Linked DNA regions of Mus musculus: region 1 is linked to region 2. Evidence: chromatin contacts called from ENCODE Hi-C data. All regions are on one chromosome and are shown on one strand. The core of a region is the stretch at or near the end of the contact, and the rest is flanking DNA. Distances in the headings are between cores, read along the strand shown. Region 1 holds the start of Tchp (trichoplein, keratin filament binding). Region 2 holds the start of Rpl5 (ribosomal protein L5).

Evidence for each region. Hi-C counts contacts between places; a loop is a spot of excess contacts on that map.
Region 1: a loop to region 2 is called in a map of T-helper 17 cell, with 19 times the contacts of the local background. The contact joins the promoter of Tchp here to the promoter of Rpl5 in region 2. A Hi-C loop is called at or near these places in 5 of 37 maps with a recorded cell type or tissue (T-helper 1 cell, T-helper 17 cell, T-helper 2 cell and 1 more).

The regions. Positions count from the first base shown.
Region 1 is chr5:114,706,216-114,710,005 of GRCm38, forward strand. It overlaps Tchp (trichoplein, keratin filament binding), which reads left to right and starts at 1,564. Exons shown (of 13, transcript NM_029992.2): 1 at 1,564-1,745; 2 at 2,439-2,623; 3 at 3,092-3,302. The coding sequence starts at 2,439. Gm34931 (a long non-coding RNA gene) reads right to left here and starts at 1,604. Exons shown (of 3, transcript XR_387595.3): 1 at 1,530-1,604.
Region 2 is chr5:107,897,850-107,901,811 of GRCm38, forward strand. Rpl5 (ribosomal protein L5) reads left to right here and starts at 2,679. Exons shown (of 8, transcript NM_016980.2): 1 at 2,679-2,797. The coding sequence starts at 2,795.

The DNA of each region.
Region 1 (3,790 bases), core at 314-2,813, 6.8 Mb after region 2:
TCCGGATCTAACTCACATATGCCTGAGGTTCTCAGTACAGCTCAAGGAGTTGTCAACAGATGTGTGTACTGGGCTCCTTCAATGGCCTGATGGCTCTTTCTGGCTTAATCATGCCAGATGGGGGTGCCACCTCCTCCCCCATTGGAGACGGAGCCTGGGAAAGGGTAGCCCTAGGGTCAGAGAGTGACCAGCCCAGGTTGGCCATCTCTGGCATGCTGCAGGTTTGAACCTGGTTATTGGCTGTGGAGAGCCAACAACACTGTACAGCCAGCTCCAGGTGAAACAGAAACATCAGGCAGGCACCACGAGGAACAACAGAATGGAGGAGTGAGAGAGCAGAAAAACTTGGGAAGCAGAGGCAGAAGGAAGTGGGTGGGAAAATAGAAGAAAAAAGAATGATCGAAGCTGGGCAGTGGTGGCGCATGCCTTTAATCCCAGCACTTGGGAGGCAGAGGCAGGCGGATTTCTGAGTTTGAGGCCAGCCTGGTCTACAGAGTGAGTTCCAGGACAGCCAGGGATACACAGAGATACCCTGCCTCAAAAGGAACAAAACAAAACAAAACAAAAAGGAATGATCGAATATTTATCTATATCTTTACATTCTCGTGGAGGGCACTATTTTAGTATTATTTAGTAAAGTAAAATACTATTTTAATATTGTACATTATTTTAGGGCTTGAACTCAGAGCTTTGAGCATGCTACATATGCCCAATCCCTTTTTATGTCTTTCTCTTTTTACTGGTATTAGGTAGTTAATGCATGGACGTAAGCAACCATGCGAGTTACAGTTATTAAAACCTTTGTACCCAAGCCGGGCATGGTGGCACACACCTTTAATCCCAGCACTCAGGAGGCAGAGGCAGGTAGATTTCTGAGTTTGAGGCCAGCCTGGTCTACAAAGTGAGTTCCAGGACAGCCAGGGCTATACAGAGAAACCCTGTCTCGAAAAACCAAACCAAACCAAACAAAAAAACAAAAAACTTTGTACCCACTACCAATTTTTTTTAAAGATTTATTTATTTATTATATGTAAGTGTAGCTGTCTTCAGACACTCCAGAAGATGGAGTCAGATCTCATTACTGATGGTTGTGAGCCACCATGTGGTTGCTGGGATTTGAACTCCAGACCTTCACAAAGCCACCGTCAGAAGAGCAGTCGGGTGCTCTTACCTACTGAGCCATCTCACCAGCCCCTCACCACCAATCTTAAGGCTACAGTAGTGTACCAATGACGGAGGTCATTACAGAGGCCAGCGGTTCTCGGGTTCTCGGCCTCCGTTGCCTACGGGACACACCCGCGGATCTTTGCAAATCATTTATTTCCTCACTCTGGCCAGGGGATGATTCTCATTAAACCTACCCTCACTCCTCCACCTTCCTCCGGTAACCCCACCCCCACCCCCCCACCCCCACCCATCATCCTGACTGGGTCACTAAGGTTTCTTTTCCTTACCCTACATCAAGGACTAACAAGTACTGTCGATTTACCTCCCACCGCCAGGTGGCGCCAGAGAAAAAAACCACCCACCATTCCTTTTTCCTGGAGAGCGGCGGGTGTCGCGCGGGAGGAAGTTTGTCCATCGCCGTGCTCCGTTGTCCCGCGGGCTGCCCGGCAACCGGCGAGGAAACGGCTGGCGTCTGTGCAGTGGGCGCCTGGGGACCCTCGGAGCGAGCGGGCGCGTGATCGAGCTAAGGCCGGCGACCCTTCTCCGCGAACTTCGGACACGGAGTGCATGAGTCAGAGGTTAGGCTGGGCCGAGGGGCGGGGACGTGGCATCCTTGTAGCCGCGGGACCTGTAAAAAGTTGTATGCCTAGCGCTTGGCACATACCCGTCATCTTCACATCATTGTCGCAGGTTATTTCTGCTTGCTTTTTGAGACAGGGGGCTTTCTGGTTTGCTCAGGTTGGCTTTGAACTCCTGGACTCAAGTGATCTCTTCACGCCTCGGCTTCCAAAGTACGCGGGACCGCTGGGGCATGCCCCTGGGACCTGCTTGTCACTGTAGTTTTTATGCAGAATGTAAAAAACCTCTATTTCCTATCCCAGGCATGTCAGGACATTTTCTATGTCTGCAATCTCCCTGATAATGGCTGGCCACTACTGGACACAGTGCACGTTTATTTAAATTGATAATTTGCAGCCTTGGTGGCAAATCTTTTAAAACTTTCTGGCATGGGCCTCCTTCACAAAATTTGATCATTCGGTTGTCCTAGGGTGGGAACGTGGGCCTTAAAGCTGTGAGAAAGGTGCAGCCAAGGGGCGAGTGACATCAATAGAGAGAGGAGGCATCCGAGTGGGAGTGGGGCTTTAAAACTGTGAGAAAGGTGCAGCCAAGGGGCGAGTGACATCAATAGAGAGAGGAGGCATCCGAGTGGGAGGGGGGCGGTCCCTGGCTTTACAACTGGCTTACTTTCTGCCCACTGCTGTTTCCTTCAGATGGCTCTCCCCACGTTGCCCTCTTATTGGTCCAGCCGGAAACACATGGATCTTCGCCAGCGCCAGCATCAGCAGGAGGACCAGTTTCGCCAGCAGTGGGAACAGAACAGTCGCTATTTCAGGACCTGGGACATCCACAACTCGAAACAGATCGAATGGAGCTCCAAGATCTCCTACCAGCGGAGGCAAGTGTCTGTGTGTTGTCCTGCCCACTGGTTCCTACCACGGTTCGGGGAATGTAGCCTAGGGGCTTAGGGACTGTGGCTTGAATTATCTCCTGATGATGCTGGAAACTGTGCTGTGCTGGGGAGAAGTACTGTACATTTTGTTTTTTGTTTTTTGTTTTTGTTTTTGTTTGTTTTTTTGATTTTTCGAGACAGGGTTTCTCTGTGTAGCCCTGGCTGTCCTGGAACTCACTCTGTAGACCAGGCTGGCCTCGAACTCAGAAATCCACCTGGCTCTGCCTCCCAAGTGCTGGGATTAAAGGCGTACGCCACCATGCCCGGCAGTACTGTACATTTTAAAAGATAAACCAGAAGGCAGCGCTAGTGTCTTCTCGGTAGGTGTTTAGCCCCCCCCCCCAAGAATTACATAGAAATGTACATCAAACTGTGACCTGGTGTGACTGATGTCCAGGGAACTCCTTAACCTAGCATGCACGCCTACCATTGTGAGAAGATGAAGGAGGAGAAGAGGAAGATTCTGGAGCTCCGGCGGGAGAGGCTCAGAGAGCTTCTCCTGGAGGAACAGGACTTGCTGGCTGCGGAGCTGGATGAGCTCAGGCTGAGCATGGGCCTGCGGGAGCAAAGGCTCCGCGAGCAGCACCAGGACCTGAAGTCAGCCCGAGAAGAACAGAGGAAGCTGGTAACTACCCTAGTCCGGAAGCAGGTTGCAGGGCGGTAGCATCCCCGCCGGAACGGACGAGTGCGCCTACGGGGTTGTTCTCGGGTGCCTGTTCCGACGAGATGGTCAGGTGACTAGAGCCCATGGGGAAAACCGCCTCCAACCCCCCACCCCCACCCCCCAGAGAGGAAAGGCTTATTTTTAGCTCGTGGTTTCTGAGGGTCTCCAGCGATTGTAATGAGGAAGGCATGGAGCCTGTGACCAATGGAGCTCAAGTTGCGCTGGCTCAGGAAACAGGATGTTAGGAAGAGGGTTCAGAGACCCACCACAGTGGACTGTTGCCGCCAGCTAGTACCTCATCCCCTTAAACGCCCCCTGCCTCCCCTGAACAGTGCTGGAAGCTAGGGAGCAGTTGTTTTCAATGTTGCTTTTGCTGTTTTGAAACGGTCTCACTGTGTAGTCCTGGTTTGCCTGGAACTTTGTTTATAGACTAGCCTGGCCTCAGAGTC
Region 2 (3,962 bases), core at 1,429-3,928:
GGGGGGTCACAACAACATGAAGAATTGTATAAAGAGTCACAACATTAGGAAGGTTGAGAACCACCGTTGTAAACAAATACTCTTGTTTTACTTAGCAATGGAGAAGATTATTCTGGTAAAGAAGAATCGCCCGAGGCTTTTTCTTGGAGAACTAAAGAGCAAGAAGAGCCAAAGCTGACTAGGAGTCAGTGTTGTGTGTCTAATGATCTCTACCTGCTGTCATTAGTGATTTTTAAACTTCTGTACTGGATTTGTAAGAGCTTGAATTTTTTATTTCCTGTAACCAAAACAATTTTTTTCTTTCTAAATAAAATAATTATGATCAGAACCAATGGCGGGGGTTGGGGGAGGCATGCTAGTTGTCATACTTAGGGTTTCTATTGCTGTGATGAAATATCATGACCAAAAGGCCATTTGGGGAGGAAAGGGTTTATTCAGCTTACACTTCCACAAAGGAAGTCAGGATAGGAACTTGGAGACAGAGGCTGATGCAGAGGCCATGAAGAGGTACTCCTTACTGGCTTGCTCTGCTGCTTTTTTTTTTTAGAGCCCAGGACCACAGCTCAGGGATAGAACCACCCAGGATGAGCTGAGCCCTACTCCATCAACAACCAACCAAGAAAATGCCCTACAGCTGGACCTCATGGGGGCATTTTCTCAACTCCTCTCTGATGACTCTAACTTGTGTCAAGTTGAAACAGAAAACCAGCTAGTACAATAACTGAGCACACTTTTTTTTAAAAAGTATTTATTTTTATTTGATGTGTGTTTTATTTATTATTTTATTATGAGCATTTTATCATTTGTTTGTCTGTTTATTTAATGTGTTATTTTATTTGGTGTTCTGCCTAGATGTGTGTCTGTGTGAGTGTTAGATTTTGGGGTTTCAGAAAGTTGTGAGCTGCCTTGTGGGAGCTGGGAAACTCCAAGATCTGAATCATTAGAGAGGAGGTGGCCTCCACTGAGAAAAATGCCTACATGAGATCCAGCTGTAGGACATTTTCTATTGATTGCTGCTGCTGACCCACACACTTCTAGGGGATTCGGCTTCAACCTGGAATCTCACCACAGGAATGCTGGGATTACAGGTACATACTCCATTCCTGGCTTTCCATAAGGGTTCCGGGGGTCTGACGTCAGTACATCAGGTTTGTATAGCAATCACTTTTACCTGCTGAGCTATCCATAAAAATACAAATATTTTTAAGGAGTCCCACTGCCCCTCCAAAATCTGAGCACCAGTGTCATAAAATGCTATTGCTAAAAATAATTGGGTACACAGAATTTGGGGAAGCAACTTTGTTTTGTTTTTTCTTTTCTTTCTTTCTTTTCTTTTCTTTTTTTTTTTTTTTTTTTTTGTTTCGTTTTGTTTTTTGAGACAGAGTTTCTCTGTGTAGCCCTGGCTGTCCTGGAACTCACTCTGTAGACCAGGCTAGCCTTAAACTCAGAAATCCACCTGCCTCTGCCTCCCGAGCGCTGGGATTAAAGGCGTGCGCCACCACGCCCGGCTAGGGAAGCAATTTTCAAATTGCATTCTCATTGACTTTGGTTTTCCGAGACAGGATTTCTCTGTGTAGCCCTGGCTGACCTGGAACTCACTTTGTAGACCAGGCTGGCATCAAACTCAAATCTGCCTGCCTCTGCCTCCCAGGTCGTGCACCACCACTGCCCGGCTCTCAGACTTTTTTTAGACTTTCTAAAGCTCTCAGCCTTATAACTGTTCTTTCACGTGTTTAAATAATTGTTTGTATGCATTTCTTTTCCTTCAGGCAGCCCAGGCTGGCTTCCAATTCACTAGGTAGCCTAGGCTAGCCTTGCACTTTCTGATTCTTTTTCCTCTCCCTTCTAAGTACTGAGGCTGCAATTCTTAGCTGCACACCCAGTCCTAAAAAGAAACTTCTTGAGGAAGGGGACTAAGAGTGATGGAGGAGGCGGCGCTCATAATGTCAGGAATTCTGGGGACAATGGAAGCATAAAGGCAACAGGAGAGTGCAGTGGGTTTTGTTTTGTTTTCACCATGTAACAGGTAACTAAGAATTGACTGGAGGTCAGCACTCTGAGAAGTGCTGGAGAATGAAAAGTATGCTTGAAGCAGATGTCAAGATGCTATGCAAAGGCAGAAGAGTCTCTTCTAACTCAAACTTGAGGCTCTGAGGCTGAGCTTCCCGGCGGCCCTGTGTGCTGGGAATTCCGAAATATATATTCCAGAAGTGAGTCAAGTCATGGAGAAGGCAAGATTTCAGCATAGGCAAATTCATGTATTTAACTTAATTTTTACCCCCTCCTGCTTAGAAAAATAATTATATAAGTGTGGTGTGTGTGCGTGCATGCCGAGCGTGTTTTTAAAAATGTCCTCCTGCCCGGTAGTGGTGGCACACGCCTTTAATCCCAGCACTTGGGAGGCAGAGGCAGGCTGATTTCTGAGTTCGAGACCAGCCTGGTCTACAGAGTGAGTTCCAGGACAGCCAGGGTCACACAGAGAAACCCTATCTCGAAAAACCACCCCCCCCCCAAAAAAAAAAAAAAAAAAGTCCTCGCAAAAAGCCTCTATTTCCCTTTCTCATCGCCCATCCTCCATGCTCGTTGAGAGGAGGAAGATGACATTCATCCTCCTACCGGCAGGGGGCGATAGCCCGCGCATCTTGAGGCCTACAGCCACTCTTTCTCACGTCGCTTGCGTGCTGGTGGTGCTACATACTGCGCATGCGTACGTGACTCCGGTCTTTTTCCCCCTTAGCGCGGCCGACTCTGCAGGTCTGCGTGGAGCCGCGGTTGCGGGTCTCTATTCCGCAGGATGGTGAGTGGGCATCTGGGTCTCAGGCCCGTGCGTGCACCGGGGTGCCCCCTCCTCTCGCGGATGCCCGCTCGGGGTCGGCTCGTGCGACCCGGGGGGCAGATGGCATTCGATTCCCGGCTCTGCGCCCGCCGTTCCAGCGTGGCCTAATGGCTGCCGGGTGCCAGCCGGGGGAGGGGCCGCGGCGGAGGGTGCTCGGGACGAGGCTTCCGAGTCCGGCTGCCAGCCGCAGTTGTCTCCGGGGTCGTCAGGAGGCCGTGCCACGGAAGCCCGAATCCCTCGGCCTCGCACAGAGCCCTGAAGCCGGGAGTGTCTGTCAGTGGAGGCCGTGGCGCTGCTGCGTCCCGGAAGGGATGTGGCGGCCCCTGGCTCTTCCTGGCCAGAGTCTGGCCCTGTTTTCAGAGATTTGCTGAGATCGGACTTGAGAGGTGGGGTGCAGCTCTTCATTTGCGAGGAGTAATTGTAGATCGTACTCTGCCATTTGAGCCCGGTTTAGGCAGGGAGGAAGTGAGCGCCGAGTGGTTGAACTTTCTCGGTGAGGTGTGCAGTTGTCGGCACAGATTGGCTCCGGTGTAGGTGATACATCCCGGCGGTTTGGCGTAGGGATCGATCAGTGGTACAGGAATTGAAAGATTGTTTAAAGGCAGTACGAAAATGTCTTTGTACCTGCAAGTTGTAGTAAGGAGCCTGCAGTTGTGGATGGAGCGACTTGGGTCGGTGCCCTATTCCGCCCAGCCATCTTTACGTGTTTTCTGAGGCTTAGTTAGGTGTGTTTGGCGAAGAGAACCAGTGCAACAGCAGTTCTCCATCTGGTTCTTAACCCATCTGTCAGATATTTGTATTAACGATGAATAACTACAAGATTAAATTAACGAAGCAGCAACGAGATTTATGGTTTGGGGAAGGGTCACCACAGCATGAGGAACTAACCTTATTAAAGGTTGAGCACTGCACAACAGCGATTCTTGTTTCCGGTCAGCTTAGAAACATGCTATAGAAGTTGACACTTGTAATAATTTGCTTTTGAAACTTGGGCATGATTTTGTTACATAGTTAAATAAAAAAATACAGACCAAAACCCAGGTGGTTCTTGCCTATTAATTCGGCGCTCAGAAACTACCAAATGCTAGGTCATGTTGGGCTACATAGTTGGCCTGTATCAAAAGAA